2 separate regions of the Homo sapiens genome follow, and region 1 is linked to region 2. The links are chromatin loops, found by intact Hi-C in ENCODE. Cell type or tissue: lower leg skin. All regions are shown on one strand. Each heading gives the region's core, and the rest is flanking DNA. Links, peaks and the distances in the headings are about the cores only.

Evidence for each region. A loop is a pair of places that touch in the nucleus more often than their neighbours do. Peaks named below come from ENCODE experiments on the same cell type or tissue, not always from the same donor. Only the 100,000 strongest peaks of a DNase experiment are listed, where the experiment ranks them.
Region 1: a loop joins it to region 2, with 4 times the contacts of the local background. A loop is called at or near these places in 6 of 110 quality-filtered maps.

Annotation. Positions count from the first base shown.
Region 1 is chr19:43,446,289-43,460,992 of GRCh38, forward strand. It overlaps LYPD3 (LY6/PLAUR domain containing 3), which reads right to left. Exons shown (of 5, transcript NM_014400.3): 5 at 14,499-14,704. Among named protein-coding and RNA genes, the nearest start is that of LYPD3, 12 kb to the right of the region's middle. In lower leg skin, for the core only: no CTCF peak of the experiment used is centred there; no DNase peak of the experiment used is centred there.
Region 2 is chr19:43,758,638-43,773,341 of GRCh38, forward strand. KCNN4 (potassium calcium-activated channel subfamily N member 4) reads right to left here. Exons shown (of 9, transcript NM_002250.3): 4 at 13,363-13,498; 5 at 11,082-11,192; 6 at 10,805-10,923; 7 at 10,326-10,395; 8 at 8,903-9,070; 9 at 7,896-8,452. The coding sequence ends at 8,906. Among named protein-coding and RNA genes, the nearest start is that of SMG9, 11 kb to the left of the region's middle. RefSeq lists silencers at 5,830-6,055, 7,619-7,782 and enhancers at 6,403-6,462, 6,483-6,712, 7,143-7,232. In lower leg skin, for the core only: no CTCF peak of the experiment used is centred there; DNase peaks (open chromatin) are centred at 6,783, 8,044, 8,854 and 9,755.

The DNA of each region.
Region 1 (14,704 bases), core at 3,917-11,916, 310 kb before region 2:
ATCTTGCCTCAGCCTCCCGAGGGGCTGGGATTACAGGCACCTGCCACCACGCCTGGCTAATTTTTGTATTTTTATTAGAGGTGGGGTTTCACCATGTTGGCCATGCTGGTCTCGAAATCCTGACCTCATGATCTGCCTGCCTCAGCCTCCCAAAGTGCTGGGATTACAGTCATGAGCCAACACGCCTGGCCGGACTAAGCACTTTCACCTTTATTCTTTTCTGTCTCCAAACTCATCCACAATCTCACCCAGCTTGGACTCACCCCTGGCAGTTCATCTCCACCCTGACCTTGCTTTAGCAATGATCTTTCATTTCATTCATCCCTTCTTTTGGGGCCTTTCCATGACTCTAGACTCTGAGGGTATACAATAGTGAGCAATGCAGACTCAGATCCTGCCCAGAACATTCCCTAACACACAGTAGGTGTTCATTAAAAGCTTTTAGAATGAATAAGAATAGTTGTTTTTTTAAGACCCTACTAACAAAATAAAAAGTTGACATCCTTAATGCTTGACCCTCCAATTTTGTCTTTGAAGCTTGATGGTTCACAATCTCCAAACTGGTTTACAGCACAAAGTCCCAATGCCAAGGTTCTTTCCCAAATGGGCCTGACCTAATTCCCCAGCCTCATCTCCCTGCTCTCTCCCAGGTTGCTGCACCCAGTTCCGGACACAAGGCATGTTCGCTCAGGCCTCTGCACGTGCTCCTTGTTATTTAAGATCCCGCTCCTGGTCTTATCCATCACGACCTCTGAGAAGATGTCCTGGAAACCCAGACAGAGCTTTGTCCCTGTGTCTGCTGCAGATTTAGGTGAATGTTGGTGCAAGTGCATTCGCCAAATAGCAGTAGTACTTTCCGAGAGTCCAGCCAGGGGCTGGATGCTGATGCTTAGCTGACATTGCTGCTCCAAGCCGCCAGAGGGCGCATGGAAAACACCAATCTGACTTGCAGGGTGAAAACCCTACAGGAGCTCCCAGTTTCTCGTATAATTAACAGTTAAGGTGCCACTGTTCTTGTTTTGTTTGTTTGTTTTGAGGCAGGGTCTTGCTCTGTCACCCAGGCTGGAGTGCGGTGGCGCAATCTCGGCTCTCTGCAGCCTCGTCATCCTGGGCTCAAGTGAACCTCCCACCTTTTGACACAGAAAAGTTGGCTTATCAGTGGTTCATTTTGTTAACCCATGTTCATGAGTTTCTTGTGATGTGCTAATTTACTGCTGATATTTAGGATAGTCCTGTTGATCCTAATAAATTCCTAATTGTTGTTCTTGTTTCATCGGTTCACCGTGAACCAGTGGATGTTGTCTCACTCTTATCCCTGATGCACACTGGCACTTTTATATGAAGTGCCCTTGATGACACTAGTGATGATGGTTGTCACTAGAGTGGTACTTGCATTCTGGATTATCTTACTGCACTTTAGCTTGCTAGGTGAGCACTCAAACTCCCTAGTAGCTGAGACCACAGGTGCGTACCACTCAGCTAATTTTTGTATTTTAGCAGAGATGGGGTCTCGCTATATTGCCCAAGCTGGGCAGACTCATGGGCTCAAGTGATCCTCCCATCTCAGCCTCGCATAGTGCTGGGATTACAGGCATGAGCCACCGCGCCCCACCAAGATGCCACTGTTTTTTGTTTGTTTTTCTGGGGCTTGGGGGGCTTTTTTGTTTTGTTTTTTTGTTGTGGGGGGAGTTCGAGACAGAGTATCACTCTGTTGCCCAGGCAGGAGTGCAGCGGCATGGTCTCGGCTCACTGCAACCTCCGCCTCCTGGGTTCAAGCGATTCTCCTGCCTCAGCCTCTTGAGTAGCTGGGATTAGTCAGGCCCGCCACCAGGCCTGACTAATTTTTTTTGTATTTTTAGTAGAGATGGGTTTTCACCATGTTGGCCAGGCTGGTCTCAAACTCCTGACTTCAAGAGATCTGCCTGCCTTGGCCTCCCAAAGTGCTGGGATTACAGGCGTGAGCCACCGCGCCTGGCCAATGCCACTGTTTTTGAGGTGGGAGGCTGGACTCACCTCCAGAGGTGGGACTTGGGTATGGGACCAAATTGAGGACTAGCTAAGCAGTTTCCCATAATACACGCCCACCAGTATGCCACGTCAGTTTACCGTTGCCATGGCAACACCTGGGAGTTACTGCCCCTTTCCATGCCAATAACCCCACAAGCCAAAAGTCATTACCCCTTCCCTAGAAATTTCTGCATAAACCGCGCCTTAATCTACATGTAATTAAAAGTAAGTATCGGGCTGAGCACACTGGCTCACGCCTGTAATCCCAGCATTTTGGGAGGCCAAAGCTGGCGGATCATCTGAGTGAAGAGTTTGAGACTAGCTTGGCCGACATTGTGAAACCCCATCTCTACTAACAATACAATAATTAGCCAGGCGTGGTGACGCCCGCCTGTAATCCCAGCTACTCAGGAGGCTGAAGTAGGAGAATTACTTGAACCCAGGAGGCGGAGGTTGCAGTGAGCCGAGATGGCGCCACTGACAGCACTCCAGCCTGGGTGATAGAGAGAGACTGTTGTCTAAAAAAAAAAAAAAAAAAAAAAAAAAAAAGGAGTCTATTTACAAGGGTGGAGGCAGTGGGTAGAAAGATACAGGCAGCCCAAGGCAACCGTACATCAAGAAGGGAGTTGGGGAAATAAATACCCACCCTCCAGTTTCTTGCCAGTGTCTCCCCATTGGGCAAACCGATGCAGAAAGCTAGAGGTTCAGAAAGCTCATTGTGGTTCATGCTGATCCCAAGGTATGGTCAGACTCCCAGGAGTATGGCGGGGAGAGGTGGAGAGTGGACCTGAAGAGGCAAACAAAAAATATCCAGCATAGTCCGGGCACAGCAGCTCACACCTGTAATTCCAGCACTTTGGGAAGCTGAGGTGTGAAGATCACTTGAGGCCAAGAGTTCGAGACCAGCCTGGACAACATAATGAGACTCATCTCTACAAAAAAAAAATTTTTTTTTAATTAGCCTGGCATGGTGGCATGCACCTGTAATTCCAGTTATTTCCAAGGCTGAGGAGGGAGGATGGCTTGAGCCTAGGAGTTTGAGGCTGCAGTGAGCTATGATTGTACCACTGCACTACAGCCTGGGCAACAGAGTGAGACCCTGTCTCAAAAAAAAAAGGGAAGAAAAGAAAAAAGAAAAACATCCAGCATAGTGTTCTATTTGTATTGTTATTGTATTTCTTATTGTGGCCTATGAGGCCCTTCAAGGTTTAGGCCTAACCTCTGCCTCCTCTTCCCACCCCACCCACTACATTCCTCTCTGAAACCCAGGGACTGACTGGGAAGGGATGGGAGACAACCTTCTGGAGTGATGGTGATGTTCTGATTCAAGATAAGGATTTTGGCGGCACGGGCCTGCACATTTGTCAGAATTCCTCTAACAATGTGCTTAAGTTTTGTGCATTTCAGCATATGTAAATTTTACCTGAAGAGGAGAAACTAAATAAATATGCTTTTCAACTTACTTTGAAATGCATTGAAAAGGCAAGAAGGAGTGATGGATAGATGGATGGAAAGGTGGGTAAATACTTGATAAAGCAAGTTGAGTAAGATGTTAATTAATTTAGAATCTAGGTGATGGGGCCAGGCACGGTGGCTCATGCCTGTAATCCCAGCACTTTGGGAGGCCAAGGCAGGCAGATGGCTTGAGTACAGGAGTTCGAGACCAGCCTGGGCAACAGGGCGAAATCCTATCTATCTCTACAAAAAAAAAATTAGCCAGGCGTGGTGGCACATGCCCCTAGTCCCAACTACTCAGGAGGCTGAGGTGGGAGGATCACCTGAGCCACAGAAGTCGAGGCTGAAGTGAGCCAAGATTGCACCACTACACTCCAGGCTGGGCTATGGGAGTGAGACCCTGTGTCCAAAGATAAAATAAAAATAGAGCTGGGCACGGTGGCTCACCCCTGTAATCCCAGCATTTTGGGAGGCCAAGGCGGATGAATCACTTGAGGCCAGGAGTTCAAGACCAGCCTGCCCAACATGGTGAAACCCCATCTCTACTAAAAATACAAAAATTAGCCAGGCGTGGTGGTGGGCACCTGTAATCCCAGCTACTCAGGAGGCTGAGGCAGGAGAATCGCTTGAACCTGGGAGGTGAAGGTTGCAGTGAGCCCAGATCACACCACTGCACTCCAGCCTGGGTGACAAAGTGAGACTCTGTCTCAAAAATAATAATAATAATCATACAAATAGAATCTAGGTGATGGGTATATATGAGTGTTCACTGTAAGATTATTTTAACTTCTCTATGTTTTAAATAATTCATTTTAAACATCTGTGCAAAAGTAAAAATAAAAATTTGGGAAAGTGTTGAGTCAGCAAAGGAATTTGGATTGGATTGATTGGTTGGAGGAACCAAGAAGAAATGAATTGCTCTGGGACTTTCCACAGAAACCACAACCGCTTCCCTGCAGCATAGAGCTGGCCTCCAGGAACAAACTGTGCCAGCTCTCAAGTCTCAGTTCTCCAGAAAGCCTGTCAGGAAAAAAGTGCAGAGAAGAGAAAGAGACAGCACCCTTGCTTCTCAGAAATCCTGTGATGAACAGATCTGCCTAACATCTGAAGTCATGCACTATTCATTCGACAAACTATAATTGAAACCCTCCTCTGTGCCCAGCCCTGAGATGTGTGTGTGGCACTGACAACATAGCCCCAGCCCTTCCCTCAGGAGACTCAAAGTCCAGGGGCAGAGACAGACACATCTTCCAGTGTTATGGTTTGGCTCCATGTCCCCACCCAAATCTCATCTCAAATTGTAATCCCCATGTGTGAGGGAATGACCTGGTGGGAGGTGATTGGATCATGGGGACGGTTTCTCACATGCTGTTTTTGTGCTGATGAGGGAGGTTTCACGAGATCTGTTGGTTTAAAAGTGGCAATTTCCGGCCGGGCGCGGTGGCTCACGCCTGTAATCCCAGCACTTTGGGAGGCCGAGGCGGGCGGATCACGAGGTCAGGAGATCGAGACCATCCCGGCTAAAACGGTGAAACCCCGTCTCTACTAAAAATACAAAAAATTAGCCGGGCGTAGTGGCGGGCGCCTGTAGTCCCAGCTACTTGGGAGGCTGAGGCAGGAGAATGGCGTGAATCCGGGAGGCGGAGCTTGCAGTGAGCCGAGATCCCGCCACTGCACTCCAGCCTGGGCGACAGAGCGAGACTCTGTCTCAAAAAAAAAAAAAAAAAAAAAAAAAAGTGGCAATTTCCTTTGCTCTCTCTCTCTCTCTCTCTGTCTCTCTCTCTCTTTCTCTGCTGCCGCCATGTAAGACATGCCTTACTTCCCATTGACCTTCTGCCATAATTGTAAGTTTCCTGAGTCCTCCTCAGCCATGCAGAATTGTGAGTCAATTAAACCTCTTTTCAGTCCAGGCGCAGTGGCTCAAACCTGTACTCCCAGCACTTTGGGAGGCCAAAGCAGGCAGATCATCTGAGGTCAGGAGTTCAAGACCATCCTGGCCAACATGGTGAAACCCCATCTCTCCTGAAAATGCAAAAATTAGCCAGGTATGGTGGCGGACACCTGTAACCTCAGCTACTTGGGAGGCTGAGGCAGGAGAATTGCTTGAACCCGGGAGGTGGAGGTTACACTGAGCCAACTTCTCTCTACTGCACTCTAGCCTGGACAACAGAGTAAGACCTTATATTAAAAAAAATAATAATAAATAAAGGCCAGGCATGATGGCTCATGTCTGTAATCCCAGCATTTTGGGAGGCCGAGCCAGGCAGATCATGAGGTCAGGAGTTCAAGATCAGCCTGACCAACATGGTGAAACCCTGTCTCTACTAAAAAATACAGAAATTAGCTGGGCATGGTGGCACACGCCTGTAATCCCAGCTACTCAGGAGGCTGAGGCAGGAGAATCACTTGAATCCGGGAGGCGGAGGTTTCAATGAGCCGAGATTGTGCCACTGCACTCCAGCCTGGGCAACAGAGCAAGACTGTGTCTCAAAAAAAATAATAAATTAAAAAAATAAAAACCTCTTTTCTTTATCAATTACCCAGCCTCAGGTAGAATCTTTATAGCAATGTGAGACCAGACCAATACATCCAGATAGCAACAATCCCAAGTGATCAAAACAATAATGGGGGAAGCCCCAAATGAGGCATGTGACCCAGACTGGTGGTCAGGAAAGATACCTGATGGAGAGGACATCCAAGCTAAGTCTTAAAGAAAGAGTAGGTGTCACCAGGTAGAGACGGAAGGACAATGGAAAAGCATTCCAGGCAGAAGGAACAGCAACTGCAAAGGTCTGGGAGTGAGCAGAAGAGTTTGATGCTCAAACTTTTCTGAACTGAACTTTTCTGAACTGAAAAGTTCAGTGTCATTGGAATGTGAAAGGAAGCAGAGGGTAGGGAGGGGTTAAAGGCAAGCATGCAGCAGTCACCAGTTCCTGTGTGGGCTTGTAAGCCATGGTAGGGCATTGGAATCTTACCCTGCGAGTGCTGGGGAGTCACAACAGGGTTATAGTCAGTAGGAGGACTTCACCAGTTTGTAAATGATTCCAATTGCAAAACAAGGGAAGGAGATGAGGGAATGTATCGGTCAGGATTGGCTAAGTTATGCTGCAGTGACAAACAGCTCCAGAATTCAGTGACTCAAAACAACAAAGGTTGGCTGGGTGCAGTGGCTTACGTCTGGAATCCCAGAACTTTCAGAGGCCAAGGAGGGAGAAGTGCTTGAGGCCAGGAGTTCAAGACCAGCCTGAGCAACATAGTGAGATTCCATCTCTTCAAAAAAAACTTTTAAAAATTACCTGGGCACGGTGTGCACACCTGTAGTCCCATCTACTCAGAAGCCTGAGACAGGAGGATCTCTTGAGCCCAGGAGTTCAAGGTTACCATGAGCCGTGATCGCACCACTGCACTCCAGCCTGGGTGACAAAGCAAGAACCCATCTCAAAAGAAAAATAAATAAATTTTAAAAATAAATTTTCTGGCCAGGCACGGTGGTGCATGATTGTAATCCCAGCACTTTGAAAGGCCGAGGTGGGAGAATCTTTTGAGCTCGGAAGCTCGAGACCAGCCTGGGTAACATGGCAAAACCCCATCTCTACAAAAAAAAATACAAAAATTAGCCAGGTATGGTGGAACATGCCTGTAGTCCCAGCTACTCAGGAGGCTGGGGTGGGAGGATTGCTTGAGCCCAGGAGGTGGAGGCTGCAGTGAGCTGTGATCGTACCAGTGTACTCCAGCCTGGGTGACAGAACGAGAACATGTCTCAAAAAAAAATTTTTTTTCTAGCAACCACATTTTTTAATTTAGTTATTTTTGAGACGGAGTCTCGCTCTTGTCACCCAGGCTGGAGTGCAATGGTGCAATCTTGACTCATTGCAATCTCTGCCTCCCAGGTTCAAGCAATTCTCCTGCCTCAGCCTTCCAAGTAGCTGGGATTACAGGTGCACACCACCGCGCCTGGCTAATTTTTGTATTTTAGTAGAGACCGGGTTTCACCATGTTGGGCAGGCTGGTCTCGAACTCCTGACCTCAAGTGATCCAACTGCCTCAGCCTCCCAAAGTGCTGGGATTACAGGTGTGAGCCACCACACCCAGCCATTGCCATTTTATAGATGAGAAAACTGAGGCACAGAAAGATGATGGGGCTTGTCCAAAGTCACGAGCTAGAGCAGGAGCAGGGATTTGAACCCCAGCCATCGGGCTCCTTGCAAGGAGAGCAGAGATGGGTTCCTACATGGTCATTCCTTGGGCTGGGTGAGTGTGAGCCCTTGGTGGTCCAATCCTACTCCCCCCAGAGGTCTCAGTAAAGAGAGAATGCTAGTGATTCTTGAGAATACTGAAGGGAAAACCCACAGTTGGTCCCAAGAACGACGGTGTGGGTGGAAGTGAAGAGATGTGGGAAAAGATTTTCCTCTTTCTTGCCCCAGATTGCCAGGGAGTTGGAAAAATCCCCTTGCACTATGGGCTATAGACTAGTGGCTGTCACTGCTACTGGATTCTTCATCACTGGAAAAGCAGAAAGTTGGGGTGAGTTCCCTGTGAAGTCCCAGACCAGGAGAATGGATGTAGGAGGAGGGCCTCTCTTTGTTCTTGTTTTTTGTTTGTTTGGTTTGGTTTGGTTTTTGTGGGGTTTTTTGTTTTGTTTTGTTTCTGAGACAAGGTCTTGCTCTGTCACCCAGGCTGGAGTGCAATGTCATGATCAGAGCTCACTGCAGCCTCAACCTCCCGGGGATCAAGCGATCCTCCCACCCCAGCCTCCTGAGTAGCTGGGATTACAGGCGCGTGCCACCACACGCCTGGCTAACTTTTGTACTTTTTTTAGAGACGAGGTTTCACCATGTTGTCCAGACTGGTCTAGAACTCCTGGGCTCAAGCTATCCTCCCACCTCGGCCTCCCAAAGTGCTAGAATTACAGGTGTGAGCCACCGTGCCCGGCCAGGAGAGCCTCTCTTCAACAAGCATCTCCAGTGTGCCAGGCTCTGGAAGGAGAACTCTAGTCTCTCATTTTATGACCCTCCCTTTCCAAATGGGGAAACTGAGGCTCAGAGGAGACATGTGACTCATCCAACATCACACAGAGGGGAAGGATGGAAAAGTTTCCTCCCACCCCCATCCCATGGCCACCCAATTCCCTTTCCAGAGGCAATGGTATTTATTGCCTTGTGGGTATTTCTTGACATGTTCTAGGCATATACAAGCATTTACACACAGATTTTTTTTTTTACACAATAGTGGTACACTGTTCTGTATCTTATCTTTCATTTTACTTAACATTATTTTCAAGATCTTTCCACATTAATACAAATAGATGTGCCTGGTTTTATTTATTTTATTTAATTAATTTATTTTTGAGACAGAGTCTCACTCTGTCACCTAGGCTAGAGTGCAGTGGCGTGATCTTGGCTCACTGCAACCTCCACCTCCTGGGTTCAAGCAATTCTCCTGCCTTGCCTCCCAAGTAGCTGGGATTACAGGCACCCACCACCACGCCCAGCTACTTTTTGTATTTTTAGTAGAGAGGGGGTTTCGCCATGTTGGCCAGGATGGTCTTGAACTCCTGACCTCAGGTGATCCACCCGCCTCGGCCTCCCAAAGTGCTGGGATTACAAGCGTGAACCACTGCACCTAGCTCATTTTATTTTTATAATGCCCATAAAGCATCAAACTGTGTGAGCACACCATCATAAGCATAACCAGTTCCCTCCTGATAAACATTTAGGTTATTCCTAATGTTTTGTTATTCCAAACACTACTGCAATTAACATCCTGGAGCAGACCTGACATCAGCCTCAGGCGTCCATGTCTACATGTGAGATAAATTCCTGAGAGAAAAACCTGCCAAGTCAGAAGCGATCTGCATTTGTCATTTAGAAAGACGTTTCCAAATTGCACCCCAATTTCCCTCCCCTGCAACTGATTGACCAACCATTTCTCAAAAGGGCTTTTTGAGCACTCTCTCTCTCTCTCTCTCTTGCTGTCTCTGTATTTTTTTAATGTTTGACAGCAAGAAGATAGTCATGTCTTGCTTATGTAATTAAAATTAAACAAGCCCTTCGTTAAAAACACACAAACCCAGGAAGAAGAGAAACCAGCAAGGCCAGTTCAGGCAGATCCACCCTGCCCCTTGTCACACCTGCCTTGTCCCCAGCAAGCCCTGAAAAAGAGGCTGAAATCAATTTCTCACACATGGACCTCAGACATCAAACCTTGGAAAAAATACAGGAAAGAGATTTTGTAACTTTCCCCCTCTGTGGCTTTTCGTACGGCTAAACCCTCTCACTCTCTCTTCCCTTTCTTTCTCCTCGTCCTTTTTCTTCTTTCTCTCACTTCTGTTTTGGTGAGCTGTCATTAAAAACACTTTAAAGCCGTGTCCAGTCTAATAAGTTATACAGAATCTGGCTGTGTGTGTGTGTGTGTGTGTGTGTGTGTGTGTGTGTGTCTGTGTGTGAGAGAGAGAGAAAGAGAGAGAGACAGAGTCTCACTCTGTCGCCCAGGCTGGAGTGCAGTGGTACAATCACAGCTCACTGCAGCCTCCGCCTTCCGGGTTCAAGTGATTCTCCTGCCTCAGCCTCCCAAGTAGCTGGGATTGTAGGCGCGCACCACCAAGCCTGGCTGATTTTTTTTTTTTTTTTTTGAGACAGAGTCTCACTCTGTCACCCAAGTTGGAGTGCAATGGCACAATCTTGGCTCACTGCAAGCTCCGCCTCCCAGGTTCAAACGATTCTTCTGCCTCAGCCTCCTGAGTAGCTGGGACTACAGGAGTCCGCCACCACGTCCAGCTAATTTTTGTATTTTTAGTAGAGACAGGGTTTTACCATATTGGCCAGACTGGTCTTGAACTCCTGACCTAAGGTGATCCGCCCGCCTCGACCTCCCAAAGTGCTGGGATTACAGGCGTGAGCCACCATGCCCAGCCGATTTTGTTGCATTTTTAGTAGAGATGGGGTTTCGCCATATTGGCCAGACTGGTCTCGAACTCCTCACCTAAGGTGATCCGCCCGCCTCGACTTCCCAAAGTGCTGTGATTACAGGCGTGAGCCACCATGCCCAGCCGATTTTGTTGCATTTTTAGTAGAGATGGGGTTTCGCCATATTGGCCAGACTGGTCTCAAACTCCTGACTTCAAGAGATCCACCCGCCTCGGCCTCACAAAATGTTGCGATTATGGGTATGAGCCACCACACCTGGCCAGAATCTGGTATTTTTAACAGAAAGCAGAGCTAGGAGCTTAAAAGTAGAAACTAGATGAGCAAAACAATTGATTATATTTGAAACACATTAAGCTCTTCTTTTCTCTTCTCCTCCTGAACACAAGCAAGTAACTGTCTGGAAGGAGGTTGGAGGGGTTGCGGTGGGGGAGCGGGAGTCTCAGGGCCCATAATGGGTTTCAGAGGCCAAGATGGATAAGGAGGTCATCCTCCCAAGAAGATGGGAAGGCTGGACAGTGACAGCTGCAAAAGATTGGTTACTTTCAGGGGGATGGATCCGCTAAGTAAATATATTGCCAGCCTGGCCAACATAGCGAATTCCCATCTCTACTAAAAATACAAAAATTAGCCGGGCGTGGTGGTGTGCACCTGTAGTCCCAGCTACTCGAGAGGCTGAGGCAGGAGAATTGCTTGAACCTGGGAGGCAGAAGTTGCAGTGAGCCAAGATCACGCCACTGCACTCCAGCCTGGGCAACAGAGTGAGACTCCATCTCAAACAACAACAAAAAAAAGCATTGGAAGCCAGATTTCTTTTTTTTGAGACAGTGTCTTGCTTTGTCACCCAGGCTGGAGTGCAGTGGCACCATCATGGTTCACTGCAACCTCGGCCTCCAGGGTTCAAGCGATCCTCCCACCTCAGCATCCCCAAGTAGCTGGGACTACAGGCACGTGCCACCACACCTGGCTAATTTTTAATGTATTTTTCTTAGAGACGAGGTTGCCCAGGATGGTCTTAAATTCCTGGACTCAAGGGATCCGCCTGCCTCAGCCTCCCAAAATGCTGGGATTACAAGCATGAGCCACCACGCCCAGCTGAGTGGTAGGGATTTTGAGCTGGGGTGAATGGCGATTGTAGGTCATTTGCATTTTTAATCGGCTTTACCCAGAAGAGAAGGCAACTTTCTTCTGTCTTCATGACAGGAGGTATTTTACAACTGAGAGCTGAGTCATGTACCAAAGTTAGGCTCTCACCTTCCTGGGGGGAGATAGGAGTGCTATTTCCTTTTATGTTTACAATTTCAAAAAGATAGTTTCCTGGGTCCTGGTCACTCATCCCTGTAATCCCAGCATTTTGAGAAGCCAAGGCAGGAAGATAGCTTGACCCCAGTTCAAGATCAGCCTGGGCAACATAGTGAGACTCCATTTCCTGGGCTATCAACTGGCAAGATACTTTTTTTTTCTTTTTTTTTTTGTGACAGAGTGTCATTTTGTCGCCCCCAGGCTGAAGTGCAATGGCGTGATCTTGGCTCGCTGCAACCTCCGCCTCCCAGGTTGAAGCGATTCTCATGCCTCAGCCTCCTGAGTAGCTGGGATTACAGGCACTTGCCACCACACCTGGCTAATTTCTGTATTTTTAGTAGAGACGGGGTTTCAACATGTTGGTCAGGCTGGTCTTGAACTCCTGACCTCGTGATCCACCCGCCTTGGCCTCCCAAAGTACTGGGATTACGGGCGTGAGCCACCGCGCCCGGCCAAGACTTTTAAAGAGGTTTATATCCATCTCAAATGGACAAAGAAATAATTTACAATGACAAGTTTTCTCAAGTAAATGCTCTAAGAAAAGGGAGGTAAGGGGCCTCTGTGGTTAGACCCTCTGGATTCTGAGGGCCTAGAGGCAGGAGGAAGCCTGTCTAAAGTTTAGTCAAGCTGAGGGAAACATTATGGCAGTGTTGGTACACTCTGTAAAGCTGACCTGCCCGTGTTCAAATCCGAGCTCCACTGCTTAATAGCTGAGTGACGTGGGGCAAGTTTCTTAACCTCTCTAGCCCTGATTTCCCCATCTTGTAAAATGCAGGTGATTAACACTTACTTCATAGGATGGTTTTGTAGATTAAATATATTAATCCAAGTACAGCACTTAATACAGTACCTGGCACATAATCAATGTATTATTTGCTGTGGGTAATTACTTCATCATTCTGAGCCTCAGTTTCCCCAATCATCCCATCTGAAAATATGTGGAAAAGTCAATGAGATGATGGCTGTAAACTGATAGCATAGACTTGGCATCTAGTAAGACTGTCTTTAATCACTAACACAGCTGGGCACGGTGCCTCACATCTGTAATCCCAGCACTTGAGAGACAGAGGCAGGAGGATCATCTGAGCCCAGGAGTTCGAGACCAGCCTGGGTAACATAGTGAGACGCCAATCTCTACAATACAAATAAAAGTTAAATTAAAATTTAAAAATCTCTGCCGGGCATGGTGACTCACGCCTGTAATCCCAGCACTTTGGGAGGCCAAGGTGGGTGGATCACCTGAGGTCAGGAGTTTGAGACCAGCCTGACCAACATGGAGAAACCCCATCTCTACTAAAAATATAAAATTAGCCAAGCATGGTGGCACATGCCTGTAATCCCAGCTACTCGGGAGGCTGAGGCAGGAGAATCGCTTGAACCTGGGAGGGGAGGTTGTGGCGAGCTGAGATTGTGCCATTGCACTCCAGCCTGGGTAACAAGAGCAAAACTCCATTTCAAAAAAAAAAAAAAAGAAAAATCATTAATACTCCCAACACTACATTTACCATCACTGATGTTTCCCTCTATACATGTATTGCAATATATGTGTTTCAGAATAAGAGCTCATACTCTTATTGATGTTCTATTTTGTTGCTATTCTCCTTATTTGCTATTGTTTTGTTGTTACCTCACACTACTCCCCATTATCAATAGTAATATTGGCTATCAATAGCAATATTGGCAATATACTGTTATGATCTCACTATTCCCCACATCTGATCCTCCTCCCATCAAGCAGTCGCAAAGCCTACCAGGAACTCTCTCATTCCCAAACCAGGCTTTTCCCCTCCAGTGCCTCTAGGGCCAGGCCTTCATCTGATTGGAAGGAGATGGAGGTGGGGCTCAAGCCCCAGGTCCCCAACATCAAGCAAAGACCAACAGCAGCACCCCCGGGTCCTACAGACAAGTGGGACACAGTAGGTAAGCCCAGTTAATGACTTTTTTTTTTGAGACGGAGTTTCACTCTTTGCCCACGCTGGAGTGCAGTGGCGTGATCTCGGCTCACCGCAACCTCCACCTCTTGGGTTCAAGCGATTCTCCCGCCTCAGCCTCCCGAGTAGCTGGGATTACAGGCATGTGCCACCATGCCCAGCTAATTTTGTATTTTTAGTAGAGACAGGGTTTCTCCATGTTGGTCAGGCTGGTCTCGGACTCCAGACCTCAGGTGATCCAGCTGCCTCTGCCTCCCAAAGTGCTGGCATTACAGGCATGAGCCACTGCACCCAGGCTTAATGACTCTTAGTAAACCAGATGAAGCCGGGTGCAGTGGCTCCTGCCTGTAATCCCAACACTTTGGGAGTCCAAGGCAGGAGGACTGGGCATCATAGCAAGACCTCATCTCTACAAAAAATAAAATTAGCCAAGTATGATGGGATAAGCCTGTAGTCCCAGCTACTTGGGAGCCTGAGGCAGGAGTTAGAGGTTGCAGTGAGCTATGATTGGGCCACTGCAGTCCAGTTTGGGTGAACAGAGACCCCGTCTCTAAAACAATGCAGACGGCTGGCTGGATGACAAGGCGGGTGGAGCCTAGGGAGGGTACATAAACTCATTAGACAAAGCTCTCTATTCCCTGGCATTGCTAAAAGCCCCATTCGCCCCTCCATGCTGCTTAATGGTTTCGCCCGGTCTCCCCCTCACCAGTGGGACCACCCACATGCAGGATAGACCCAGGAGATTAAAGTTCAACCGTGACTTCCCCCAGGACTGCGGCTCTAGGTCCCATATCTCTCCCGTTAAAGGCTTTATGATGCCCACCCTAGCTCAGCTAGAGCGGTTATTGCGAGAAACAAGGTGGAAGTGACTCCTTTAAAGCACTATACAAAGTAATTAAATCTTTATTGAGGCATTTATGTGCCAGAAACTGATCACACACAGACATAAGGCACGGTCCCTGCCCTCGAGGAGCTCACAGTCTAGTAAGGAAGACATATGGGGAACCGATTCCCCAAAGATGCGGGGAGTAGGGGAGGCAGTGCTTAGAGTGGGGAGCCATTGTCCCACCCACCCCACGCTCCAAA
Region 2 (14,704 bases), core at 3,732-11,731:
ACAAAAATGATAAATATGTGAAATAATGCATATGTTAATTAGCTTGATTTAGCCATTGTACAATGTATAAATATACAAAACATGTTGTACACCATAAATATATACAATTTTTATTTTTCAATTAAAAATAAAGTCAGGTGCCGGGCGCAGTGGCTCACGCCTGTAATCCCAGCACTTTGGGAGGCCGAGGCGGGCAGATCATAAGGTCAGGAGATCGAGACCATCCTGGCTAACATGGTGAAACCCCGTCTCTACTAAAAATACAAAAAATTAGCCAAGCGTGGTGGCGGGCGCCTGTAGTCCCAGCTACTCCGGAGGCTGAGGCAGGAGAATGACATGAACCTGGGAGGCGGAGCTTGCAGTGAGCCAAGATCGCACCACTGCACTCCAGCCTGGGCAACAGAGCGAGACTCTGTCTCAAAAAAAAAAAAAAAAGTCAGGTTACAGGAATTGACAGTGATAGAGGTCACAGAGAGTGACAGGTGGCCAGGGAAGGCCGCTTTGAGGGGATGACATTTGATCAGAGGCCTGAATGCAGTTAAGGAAGGTCAGGAAATGAGCCATCTAAAGATGCTGAAGAACGGCCAGTAAAAGACCCCAAAGTGGGAGTGGGCCTGGCTGTCCAAGGATGGTCAAGGTGGCCAGAGTGGCTGAAACAGAGCAAGGGAGGGAAAGAAGGGCAGGATTATTTAGAGACGGAGCTGTAGACAGGGCCAGTTTACATAAAGTCTTACAGGCCATGGTAAGCATTTGGAATTTACTTCCAAATGTAACAAAGCCATTGCAGGGCTACAAACAAGCACCGGCTTGTTCCAATTAATGTTTACAAAGACTTCTCCAGTGAACAACAAAAATTAACAGTGATTGCCTATAGGGATGAGGGTTATAGACAGATGTGGGTCAGGGCTATGGGAACTTAAAAAGCGTTGTTGTTTTTTTAAACCACGTAATTATTAGCTATGCGCAAAAATGTTCAGTGAAAACAGTGCTGGTTGCTGTGAGGAGAATGGCCTGCAGGGGCGGAAGCAGGAGATGAGAAAGCTGGTGTCCTTGCCTGGGCAAGAAAGGATAGTGGTTCTGGAAGAGGGTGGTGCTAATAGATGAGTTGAGAAGGGTCAGGAACTGGGATCTTTTTTGAAGGTAGCGCCAAGAAATTAAACATGGGGTGTGAGAGGAAGCATGAATCAGGGGTGACTTGAAAGTCATCCTAGAGATCTGTTGTACAACAGGGTGACTCTCATTCATAACAATGTGTTATATGCTTGAAACTTACTAAAATAATAGATTTTAAGTTTTCTCACACCACAAAAAAATAAGTATGTGAAATAATGCATATGTTAATTAGCTTGATTTAGCCATTCCACAATGTGTACATATATTAAAACATCATGTTATTTGCAGCATTAAAAAAAGTTCTAGCGGGGAGGGGGGAGGGATAGCATTAGGAGATATACCTAATGCTAAATGACGAGTTAATGGGTGCAGCACACCAGCATGGCACATGTATACATATGTAACAAACCTGCACATTGTGCACATGTACCCTAAAACTTAAAGTATAATAATAATTAAAAAAAAAAAGTTCGAGAGGTTTTGGTCCTGGCCAACTGCCTGAAGACTGAGACTTTTTTTTTTTTTTTTTTTTTTTTTTTTTTGAGATGGAGTCTTGCTCTGTCGCCCAGGCTGGAGTACAGTGGCGTGATCTCGGCTCACTGCAAGCTCCGCTTCCTGGGTTCATGCCATTCTCCTGCCTCAGCCTCCCGAGTAGCTGGGACTACAGGTGCCCACCACCACGCCCGGCTAATTTTTTTGTATTTTTAGTAGAGTCGGGGTTTCACCATGTTAGCCAGGATGGTCTCGATCTCCTGACCTCGTGATCCACCCGCCTCAGCCTCCCAAAGTGCTGAGATTACAGGCGTGAGCCACCACGCCCGGCCTAAGACTGAGGCTTTTTACCGGGATGAGGAAAAGTACTTTTGATGGGAAATCAACAAGCTTTGAAATTCTTAACTTTGAGATGCACGTTGGTCATCAAATAAGTGGTTGGAGTTAGGGGAAAAAGCCGGGGTTTGTAGATAAAGACTTTCTGACTTTGCGTCACAGAATTTAGTTTAATTAATTAATTTATTTTGAGACAAAGTCTTGCACTGTCACCCAGGCTGGAATGCAATGGCACGATCTTGGCTCCCTGCAACCTCCACCTCCCGAGCTCAAGCAATCCTCCTGCCTCAGCCTCCCAAGTAGCTGGGACCACATATGCTCTAGCACACCCGGCTAATTTTTTAGAGATGAGGGTTCACTATGCTGCCTAGGCTGGTCTCGAACCCCTGGGTTCAAGCAATCCACCCCATCAGCCTCCCAAAGGCTGGGATTACAGTCACTACAGAGTTTTAAAAATACACACAAAGATGTTATGGTATGAAGAGACTCCCACGTACCCATCGCCCAATATTGACAGACATCTGCATTTTTCTTGTCTTATGTCTTCTATTTTTCCCTCCCACATATAAGCATACTTCCCGCCACCCCCTGGAGTTTTGTTTGTTTTAAGAAAATCACAGATAACCTGTCATTTTGTTAATAACTATACAAGTATGCTAAATTTTGGAGCTGCCTATTTATAGATGATATTTAAAGCTATGATTTGCTGAGATCATCTAGGCTGAGAGGTTGAAGAGAGCAGGGACTAGGCCTGAGCATCCCGCATGTAGAAGCCAGGATCCTGGAGAGGGGCTGAGATGGAGCCAGGAGTGTCAGGAGAGGGGATGACCTGGCGCCATGGGATCAAAGGGTTCCAAAGAGAAGATAATGGACTAAGGAGCAGAGACACGGGGCAGCAGCTGGAGGCAGATGTGGGGTCCACCATGGAAAAGACATGACTTTTGATCCCCCATCTAACTGTGTTATGGAACCTTCTCAGTATCTATCAGGAAAAATGTATAAGTACTTATTTTTCTTTATTTTTATTTATTTTCTTTTTGGGTGACATATAACTTAAGTGTGGTAAAGTATATAAAGGGCACAGATCTTAAGTGTACCAGGTAATGAATTTTCACAAATTTATGCATCCATGTAACCGCTAATCAGAGAACATTTCCAGCACCCAGACGTCTTCCTTGTGCTCTTTCCCTGTCAATTCCCCTGCTCCAGAAGCAACCACCCATCTAATGCCTTTCAAAAACAGGCACAGAGATTCGTTGTGTCTGTTTTTGAACTTCATGCGAATGAAATCTTACAGCATGTCTTCCGTGTGTCTGGCATCTTTAGCTCTTTATGTCTGGCAAAGTCTTTTATGTCATTCTATGTAGCAGGAGTTTAGAACCAACTTTATGGCCGGGCTTGGTGGCTCACATCTGTAATCCCAGCACTTTGGGAGGCGGAGGCAGAGGCAGGCAGAACACGTGAGGCTAGGAGTTCGAGACCAGCCTGGCCAACATAATGAAACCCCATCTCTACTAAAAATACAAAAAATTAGCTGGGCGTGGTGGAGGTGCATACCTGTAATCCCAGCTACACTCGGGAGGCCGAGGCACGAGAATTGCTTGAAGCTGAGAGGCAGAGGTTGCAGTGAGCCGAGATCACGCCACTGCACTCCAGCCTAGGTGACAGAGCGACAGATATTTTGCAGTTTGGTGAATAGTGAACTTTAAGGAAAATGGAGAATCTAAAATGCTTCTGAAAGTTCCAGTGGGATGTTTATAAGATGGGAGAAATTATAGCATGTTTGTGTGCAGATGGGAATGATAGAGGGAAAAGAGACCAGGAGACTTTGGAGCTGTTTTTTGAGGAGGTGTGGACAGGGTGAGGGGGCTAGACTTGACTTGAAGAAGGGCCAGCTCATCCTGGAAAAAGAAAGGAAAGTTTTATCATTTGACACCCCCTCCAAATTATAAAAAGCACTCTCCTGGTTTGTATATGTTAGCAGCTATTCCACACAACATAAAAGCTTAAAGCATGCCTTTGGACTGCCAGTCTGGTGTTGATGATGATGATACAGCTTCCTTTATGGACCATAATAAATAGCTGGGCTGGGCATGGTGGCTCCTGCCTGTAATCCCAGCACTTTGGGAGGCCAAGGTGGGAGGATCTCTTGAGCCCAGGAGTTTGAGACCAGCCTGGGCAACATAGTGAGACCCCCGTCTCTACAACAAAGAACTGAATAAATGTTAGTGATGTTTATTTTTATTCTGAGTGGATGGGGCAAGAAGGAGGGGAGAGCAGCAGGCAGTTTGGGAAGGAAGAGGAGCCTAGTGGCCTGAGCAGCCAGGACAGGGAGGAGAAGGGGAGGCCAGAAGACGGGGAGAGACTGAGCTTGCAGAGTCCCCCGGGTGAGGCTTGTGGGCATACTGACACAATGGAATACTACTGTGTAATGAAAAGGATGAGCAGCATGGCTGAATCTCACCACCACCCTGCAGAGCCCAAGACACAGATACACACCAGGGCGTGCAGCAGGGTTCCTTCCAAAGTTCAAAGTTGAACAAAAGGAATCAAGACAGGTCAGGATGGTGGTTCCTGGGATGAAGGGGGCTGTTGGCTGGGAGGGAAATGAGAGCTTTAGGGGGCTAGACACTTCTAGCTTGATCTGAGTGATGGCTACTCAGGTGAATGTATTTGAAGAAATATATTGAGATTACATTTAAAATTTGTGTACTTTATTGTATGTTAAAATATATGTCAGTTAAAGAAAAAAAGGGGGCAGGCATGGTGGCACACAGCTGTAGTCCCAGCTGCTTGGGAGGCTGAGGCAGGAGGATCACTTGAGTGCAGGAATTCGAGGCTGCAGTGAGCTACGATTGTACCACTGTACTCCAGCCTGGGTGACAGAGCAAGACTCTGTCTCTAAAAAAAAAAGAGCTGGACTCAGAGCTAGACTTTGACAGGAGGGCAGTGGGAGGAATGGGAAGTGTGTGGGTGTTAGAAAGGTCCTCAAGGGCAGTTGGGGGATTTATGAAGGGGAAAGGCCCGTGACTGGCTGTATGACCCTGGGAAGCCCCTGCCCTCTCTGGACCGCCTTTCCCCCACCCAGTCCTCATGAGAGTGCAGGCAGAACAGAAATAGGAGAAGGAAGGAGCCAAAATCACCATGAGACTCAGCTCCTGGAGGACAGAGCCCTCTGATTCATGTCTGCAGCCCAGCTCCTGGCTCAGGGCCTTCAGGAAGTGTTGATTTGGTGAGGGGGGTGCAAAACCTGCCAGAAGTGGGGGCATCCAGGCTTGAGCCCCACAGTGGAGAATGAGGGCAGGCGGGCCAGGGCAGATCCAAGATAATTCAGAACACAGGATCTCTTGTATGTTCTCCTAGGTTCTTAGTCAAAAGCCCCTTTTCACTGGTTCTGACCTTGCCTCAGCTGAAATCAACATGGGATGGCTCAGCTGAAACCAACATGGGGTGGCTTCAGGCCATCCCAGGCATTCAGAGGGTTCGTTTAATGACATTCACTGAGGCCCTGTCTATGTCAGGCCCTTGGTGTTGAAGACGCAATCATGAACAAAAATGAAAATACAATGTGATGGTCTCCTGAGTGTCTGAATGCGCCAGGTGGCTAAGTGCTGGGGCTCTGGGGTCAGGCTGCCTGGGTCACATCCTGGCTCCAAACTGCTTTGCTATGGCTTCGGGCAGTTACCTCATCTGTAAAATGGGACCAACATTGCCTACCTTGCCTCCTTTTGTGAGGTCACTTATTAAAAGGGCTTAGCGTGGTGCTTGACCCATTATTATTATTATTATTATTATTATTATTATTATTATTATTATTATTATTACTACTACTACTACTACTTGAGACAGGGTCTCACTTTGTCACCCAGGCTGGAGTGCAGTGGCACGACCACAGCTCACTGCAGCCTCGACTTCCCAGCCTCTTCAAGTGTTCCTCCCACCTTACCCTCCCAAGTAGCTGGGACCACAGGTGTGTGCCCCCACACCTGGCTAATTTGTTGTCGTTGTCGTTGTTGTTGTTGTTTGAGATGGAGTCTTGCTCTGTCACCCAGGCTGGAGTGCAGTGGCACGATCTCGGCTCACGGCAAACTCCGCCTCCTGGGTTCAAGTGATCTCCTGCCTCAGACTCCCGAGTAGCTGGGATTACAGGCACACACCACCACGCCTGGCTAATTTTTGTATTTTCAGTATAGACAGGGTTTCACCATTTTGGCCAGGCTGGTCTCGAACTCCTGGCCTCAGGTGATCTGCCTGCCTCGGCCTCCCAAAGTGCTGGAATTACAGGCGTGAGCCACCATGCCTGGCCAGACCCAATATTATTATCGTGATAGGGATAGGTTTATGAGGCTATAGGAGTATCAGACAGGGCCTCCTGGAGGAGGGGACATATTAGCCGAGGCCTACAGGAGGCGTAGGAAGGAGTGTTTGCCAGCTAAAAGGGAGTGGAGGCAAGGAAAGAGAGGTCCCAGAAGAATGAGTTTGGCAGGGGCTTTGGCAACACTGCCAGGAGAGCTTCTTGCAGGGGAAGGGTGTCAGCAATATCTGGAGGTCTCATCCAGTTCCTTTCTTGAGTCCCCGCCTTTACTCCCCAGGTGGGCTGGCCTCCAGAGGAAGGGCAGTTCGTGGCAGTGGGTGGCGGAGGCTCCAATTTAGCTCTCAGGGATGAAGGGGCGAGGCTGGCTGTGGACTTTAAGGGAAATCCAAAGATAGCTCAACAGAAAAGGATGACTCGCAGCCTGATCTTCCCCTCAAGAGGAGGGAAGCAAGAATGAATCAGCCTCTCAAGCTGGAATGAAGTTGCGGCGGGAAGTCAGTCCTCGGTTTGTGGCCCAAGGCCACTCTGCCTCTGACTCACCTTGCAGTGGGGCGGGATGGGTGTGAATCTGGGCTCTCCAGCCCGTATTCCTAGCTTCCGGCTGGGGGCCTGAGGGGAGGCCTGGCTCCTCTTGAAACCTCGGTTTCTACATCTGTGCAGTGGGGTAACGAGGGTCAGGAGAGTGGTTATGGTGACTTATAAACAGAGCTGGGCACACAGTAGGGCCTCTGGAAGTGCCAGCCCCCCTCCTTTGCCCCCTTCCCTTTCACATCCTCTCTTGAGCGGATGTGAAACGGGTATGTGGGTGGTTTGGGGAGGTTTGGGGCCTCTGTTAGTCTCTTGATGAGTGAGTTGTCATCTAGATTCTGGTAAGGCATGAATAGAGGGAGAAAAGCAACAAAAAATCAGAAAAAGGGCAGCCACGCATTGTGTGTGAAAATCAAAAACAATAATAAAAATGATTCTTGGCCAGGGACAGTGGCTCACGCTTGTAATCCCAGCACTTTGGGAGGCTGAGGCGGGCAGATTGCTTGAGCCCAGGAGTTCAAGACCAGCATCTGCAACATAGTGAAACCCCATCTCTACTAAAAATACAAAAATTAGCCAGGCGTGGTGGCAGGTGCCTGTAATCCCAGCTACTTGGGGACTAAGGCAGGAGAATCGCTTGAACTCTGGAGGCGGAGGTTGCAGTGAGCCGAAATCGCGCCACTGTACTCCAGCCTGGGTGACAGAGCAAGACTCCATCTCAAAAAAAAAAAAAAAAGATTCTCTCTCACATATTTGGTTCCTACTAAATGCCTCTGGGCTACTCCATGTTTTAATCTTCACAGCAGTTCCATGGGGAGGCAGTCCCATTTCACAGGTGAGGTAAACTGTTCAGAGGTGAAGCCACTTACCCAAGATCACACCACCAGTGGATGGTAGAACCAGGATTTGGACCCTGATCTGTCTGAGTTCAAAGCTGTTGCTCTTTGCCTCAGATCTGGGCAGGGGACTGTTGCTGAGGACTGCCCAGCCTACAGAGTTGGGAGGGCACTTACAGGAGAAGGCCTCTGAGACAGGTTCAGACAAGGCAACAGTCTTCCACTGGACGGTCTGCCAGTTAGGAGTGTAGATATGTTTAGAGAGAAATGGCAACTTCTGGCTTTAACATTTATTACAAAGATAAGAGCAGAGGCTGGTGAGTTACACTTCTTCCTCCCCACCAGGTGCTCTCTGCAGCTCTGGAAAAATGGTGTCCTCTTTGTTGTCCCACCAGGGGGCGCCACCTCCAGCCCCGCCCCAGCCTCATACCCAGTTCTTCAGCTCGGCCAGCGGTAACTGAAGCCTCCCAGAATCCTGGATCCGGGCCCCTAGTACCCTCTTTCCCAGGGACCCAGGAGTCCTGCCTCCAGTCGCCTGCACTTGTAACTGAGAGCTGGAGGTCGTCCATAGCAGCATAGTGAGAGTGTTTTTGATGAGGGTATGCAGAGTGGGGGTGACCATGTTCCCACCTGGGGCCTCAGGTGGGCCAAGGCCTACCCACTTTAGCCAGCGTCCCCTCCAGCAGCCATCAGCAAGCCAACCCACTCCAAGCCAGGGCCCCCTTTGGTCCTTGCACTTGAGGTGCTTTGTTCAGGGCTGGGTCAGGAGTGGCAGAGACGATGTCCACCACCTCAGTACTGGGGAAAGTAGCCTGGTTCCTCCTCGTGGGTCCTGGAGAGACAGAGAGACTGATGGAGAGGCAGGCCAGGAAGAGGGAGAGTGAGAGTGGGACACACCGAGGTGCAGACAGAAACCGGTGGGCAGAAGTGGGAGACAGGGGGCAGGTGTTTCCGGGCCCCGAGGCCAGGGGGCAGGAGGGCATTTAGACAGAGACATTGGATGGACAGCCAGACAATGTGCCCAGGACAGGCAGAGAGAGAGAGAGAGACCAAGCAAAGAGGGAGAAGGCCATCAAGGGTCAGTGAAGGGGAGAGGGTACACCATCTTCCTTCACTGCCAGTCCAGCCCCGAACTGAGTCCTTTCCTCCAGACAGTGCCAGAGCTGATGAGAAAAGGCGGCCTTGTCTCCCAGCCATCCCCCGCCCCCTTAGCCACATAGGGTGCTGGCCACAGGAACCCTTCCTCCAGGATGCCTTCCTGCCCAAGTCCCAGCCCCCTCACCAGCTACTTGGACTGCTGGCTGGGTTCTGGAAGCTGCCTCGGCCCCAGGGCAGTGCTAAGCAGCTCAGTCAGGGCATCCAGCTTCCCCGCCAGCGTGTCAATCTGTTTCTCCAGGGCCCGGTGTGAGCTGCTCAGATTCTGCTGCAGGTCATACAGGATCATGTGCATCTGGGTGGGAGGAGAGGATCAGAGGTGTCGGGGCTGGGGTCGACCCCCACCTACTCCATAGCGTAAGGCAATGGAACCAATATTGACCACATCCTTATGGTCCTCTGAGGATTACCCTCGACAATAACTGTTACCATGTATTGACCACCTACCACTTCCCAGCTACCTGCCCAGGTGTTTCCCTATATGGTTTAAAATCCTCCCAAAAGCCACAGGGAGTGGGAATCCTGTTCCTGTCTTACAGCTGAGGAAACAGGCATGGAACAGTTAAATGACATGCCCAAAGCAGCTCCTGAAATAAGACCTAGAACATAGCAGGTGCTCATTAGATATTTCTAGCATGGATGATGCCTGACTTCCAAATCCACATAGTCTTTTACTGCATTCTCTGGCTAGGATTCACTAGTTGATCCCTGAGGGTTTGTGGATTTTCTATGGAAATTCTTGAATTCTGTGTTTTTGGCTTGATAACCTTCAGAAATTACCACCTGCCAATTCCTGCAGATCTGGGCCACTGCCTCGTCACTGAGACCTGCCATGCGGTTTTGGGGCCTGCATCTGTGACCGTGCTTACCATGGCATTGCTGCCAGGGGCCACTGTTTGAACTGTCGTGGGCTAACGAGAAAAAGCAAAGGCCACCAGATAAGCAGAAGATGCTGTGAGCCAGGCCAAGGGGGTGTTGTGACATCATTGTCCCTAAGCACTGGCGAAATCAAATGGTCTCAGCAGAAGAAGGGGGCGGGTAGCTGAGTCACGCCTTGGCCAGGCAAACTTGCATGGACGTCCCTGTTGCCCTGAGTACCCCTCCACAAGAGCAGCAGAGATTGAGTTTTACGGAAACAATGTCACCTGTGTCCTTGTCAGTGTTGTTCATTTTAATTGTATTGGTTTTGCCGTCTATGGGCTTGGTTTGTAAATTTGCTTTGGTTTTATTGTATGAGCTGTAGTTGGAAGGAATTTTATATCCGTCCACATGTAAGTAACTTAACAATAAAGATAATTTGAAACCAAACACTGGGGTTCTTTGTGCAATTTTTTTTTTTTCAGTTTGTAAGGGATCTGTGCCTTTCATGAATGTAAGAAGCTCTGTGTTGCATCATTCATTCCTTCCTTCCTTCATTCAACCACAGACCTTTACTGACAGGCTGTGTGTGCCAGGCCCCTGCCAAGGTTCCCTGTTCTAGGGCCAGATTTCCCTCCCTGTGGCCCCAACCTCCCCCTTCTTCAAGACCTCCTCCCACGGGATCCTAGTACCTTGGAGATGTCCACCATGGAGTTCACTTGTTCCCGGAGCTTCCGGTGTTTCAGCCGCACCTGGCGGAACCTGTGGGAAGAAGTGGGGAGTCAGTTTTACAAGCCTGGTCCCTGAATGTAGCTGTAGCTCAGGGGAGGAATGAAGGGAGGAGAGGCACATGAAGAAACAAAACAAAGAAACAAAGTTGTCGAAGAGCTGAAAGAGTGGGAGGGGATGCACCCTGCCTCCCCACGAGCCCCCATCCCCAGTAGAAACCCAGGTACCCAGGTCCGCAGACACACCGAGATATGCGGAGACAAACCAGCACAGACACATAGAGTCATGCACGGTCAGATCCAGGTGAGACCTGGATGTTGAGTGAGACCACACCTGGGTGTCCTGACCTGGACAGGCATGGACATGCACACACACAGCCGTGCAGAGAGGTGACTTGGACATGGGTGCACATGGACACGTGTGCATACAAAGCGGCCCTCACGCGTTGATGGCGGCCAGCAGCTTGCGCTGATGCCTGCGGGCAGCATGAGACTCCTTCCTGCGAGTATGTTTGTAGAACATCCAGGCTTCTTGTAGCACTCGGGCAGCGGACTCCTTCATCTGGGGGTGGGTGGCACAGTGTCCGTGGAGATAGACCCTTACGGTTCTGGGAAGGCAGGGCTAGGGCTGGGACTCTTGGGTCCTAGGGGAAGCAGGGGCGCCTGGACTCCTGCTTCTTGGAAGAGGGGTGTCCCATGGGTGCCATATGCCCATCTCACCTCTTTGGTATACTGGATATCCATCATGAAGTTGTGCACGTGCTTCTCTGCCTTGTTAAACTCCAGCTTCCGGGCCACCACGGCCACCAGCAGGGCTGTGCAGCAGACACCCTGTGGGCACAGCAGGCACCGTGGCATGAGGCTGTGCCACCGACTCCCTCCTTGAACCCGCCCAACAGCCACAGACGGTAGGCACGACCATCCCCAGTTAGCAGACAAGCAAAGAGGCTCAGAGAGGAGAGCCAAGGTCCCAGCTCAGAGCGGTGGAGCTAGAATCATAAATCGCATACGTCCGAGCCCAAATTTGATGCATAGCATTCACACCCTCAGGGTGGCCTCTTGAATGAAGGATAGGATTGGAGGAGTGAGAGGAAGGCTGGGTTCTGAGCCAGGGGCAGGCCTCTGGGTCCTCAGTGCTCATGTGGTCAGCCATTGCACTGTGGAGGGCGACCATCCTTCTCCCACTCCCACAACTTCTTCCTAGCTCCAGCCCTGTCTTCTCTCTCCTGGACCGTCTCCAGCCTCCCACTCATCCTCCCCTAACCCCCTTGGTCCCCTCTAATCTCCCAGGCTTCCACTGGCCTGAACGTCTCAGCCTGGCTCCCAAGGCCTTCCAAGGTCTATGCCTCCCACCTGGACAACTCAGCCCTGGCTCCATGCTGCCTGCCCTCCCTGAGCACCTTCCTCCGAACACTCATTCTCCTCCCTTCCTTCTCCCAATGCTCCTGGCCCTTCAAGGCCTTGGCAATTCCTAGCTGCTTGTGGCATCTGCTCACCTGTCCCCAAGTTAGAAGGAATCTTCCTAGGAAGCATCCCCAACCCTATAGTTTCAGCTCTTGATCACTCAGAACAACTTCCAGTCACAAACGCTGGCTCCAGGGGACTGCCTGGGTTCCAAGCCCAGCTCTGAGCAAGTTATTTAATCTCTCAGTATTTCAGTGTCTCATCTGTGAAATGGCCTCACAGGGTTACTAGGTGGATTTCATGAATTACCCCTGGCAAGTGTGTAGGGCAGAGACTGGCACAGAGTATGTGCTCCGGAAAAGTAAGCTTTTATGGCCCAACCATGCCATGGAGCCTTTCTTCCAGGAGCAGGCTGTGAGCTCAAGTGCACATCACCCTATCTCTCTAGGTTTCTGTTTCTCCTTTTGTCAAATGAGGGAGGAGGTCCTGAGCGGTGCTGCAGGTCCCTAACTGAGTCTCTGCCCCTCTTCCCTTGCTCCAAAGACTCACCACTGGGGGAGTGGAGGTCACCACATCCTTCACCTGTGCACCTAGGGATTGGGGGATGAATATGTCCTTCCTAGGCCCACATCTGGGCTAGGTGCTGGTGGCTTAGGTCCCCGAGGGTGAGGGGAACCCGATCTTGTAGGGAGGTGAAGGCCAAGGCATTAGGTGCTAGTCTCTAGAGGGGGCCAGGGCTGGGTGGGAGGACCTGAGTGACTGGGTCTATGGAGGGAAGGAGGTGGATGTCAGGGTTCAGGAAGAGGCTGACTCAGGCTGCAGAGCCTCTGCCTCATCCTTGAGGGCAACAGGAGCTGGTGTGGGGTGGCTGGATGCCTGGCCACCCCTAGACCTGTTTACTGAGCACCTCCTGTGGGCTGGGCACTGTTGGAAGCACTTTACGTAGTTGGACCCATTTAATCATCTCAGCAAGCCCATGAGGAGCATCAGCATCCCCATTTTATAGATGAGGAAAGTGAGGCCCCGAGAGATCACGTGGCTCGCCTGAGCTCCCCAGCCAGGAAGTGGCAGCCGCAGGATTCGGACCCAGGTAGCCTGGCCCCACAGGTATGCACTTGATAACTGGACTCTACACCCTTGATGGAGGCTGGGAGACGATTTCCCAGTTCTGGAAGAAAATGGGGCTGCGAAGTCAGGAGCCTGGGTCCCTGAGGAGGATAAGGGCTGGGGCCCTAGGTTCTAGAGAGAGCAAGGACTTAGGGGCTGGATTCCTAGGTCTGATTTTTTATTTTATTTTTTAAGAGACAGGGTCTCACTCTGCCACCCAGGCTGGAGTGCAGCAGTATGATCATAGCTCACTGTACCCTCAAACTCTTGGGCTCAAGTGATCCTCCCACCTTGGCCTCCCAAAATATTGGGATTACAGGTGAGTATCTTGTTCTTGAAGAGAGAATGGGGCTCTGGGGGCCCCAGACACTCAAGTTTCTCAGGAGCTGTCCCTGAGAGCCTGTGTTGAACCCATTTAATCATGGCTTCCTGGGGCCAGAGGATGACCAGTTTGGGATAGGGATCATGTCCCCAAGGCAGCTGTACTCACCATGACTCCAGTGCACAGGCAGACGATCTTGCCCCACATGGTGCCCGGCACCACGTCACCATAGCCGATGGTCAGGAATGTGATGGGGATCAGCCAAAGTGTGTCTGAAAGGTGCCCAGTGGCATTAACAGCCTGCCTATGGGGAAGGGTAGGTTAGTTCTAAAACCCCACCATAGAGGTTTCCATGATATTCACTCCCCTTCCCTCTATACCCTCCCATCCCCTTCCCTCTGGTTCCCTCCCTTCCCCTCCCAGTATACACCCATAGTCCTAAGAATCACCTGGACAAAAAGCCATTAAGTTCTGAGCTTTGGAAAGCCTGCATGGCCTCCTCTCTGCTGTGTGACCTGGGCAAGTTGCTTAGCCACTCTGGGATTTGAGACTGGGTCTGGCCAATCCCAATGCCGGTATGGTCTCAGCTAGGCTACCCGGGCTGCTGTAGCATTCAGAGCGTGTGGTTGAGGGTGGAGAGTCGATAGGGGGCCAAAACCCAGTCAGACCCTGACTGGTGGCTACATCCACCCAGAGGAAGGGGTATATTTTTCTAATTTCCACAAAGATGCTGTGTGGTCCAGAAGTGGCCCTATCAGGACCAAAAAGGACTCTAAAAAGGCTTGGTGGGACTCGGCCTTCCTTTCCTCTCACTTCACAGAGGAGACATTTAAGTCCAGCCATGGAAGGGGTTGAAACATTGAGATTTGTCTAACTTTGTCCACAGGCCCCTTGCCGCAAGACCAGCAGGGAAAGCTTCATTCATGAGGGCCCCTGACACCCCAGACCCACCGGGTTGGAGTTTCTAGGAGCGAAGATGGAATCTGTACTGTTCACAAACCCCACCCCCTCATTCCGAAGTACATTCTAGTTTCAGGACTTCTGCCTTGGAATGTGGAACTTTGACTTCCTCCCCATTCTCCCATCATTCAATTGAGAAACATGGTGGGGGGATCATTCATTAATCCTGATTCTGACCAATTTCCCAATTGTGAAAACTAAGATCCTGGAAGGTGAAGGAGTTTAAACTCATGACAGAGGGCGGGCATGGTAATCCCAGCACTTTGGGAGGCTTAGGCAGGAGGATCACTTGAAATCAAGAGTTCAAAACCAGCCTGGGCAACACGGTAACGTGGTCTCTACTAAAAATACAAAAACTAGTCAGGCATGGTGGTGCACATCCGTAATCCCAGCCACTAGGGAGGCTGAGGCATGAGAATTGCTTGAAGCCGGGAGGCAGAGGTTGCAGGGAGCAGAGATTGTGCCACTGCACGCTAGCCTGGATAATTGAGACTCCAGATCAAAAAACAAGAACTGCCAGGGAGACTACAGATGGTGGAACGTGACATGC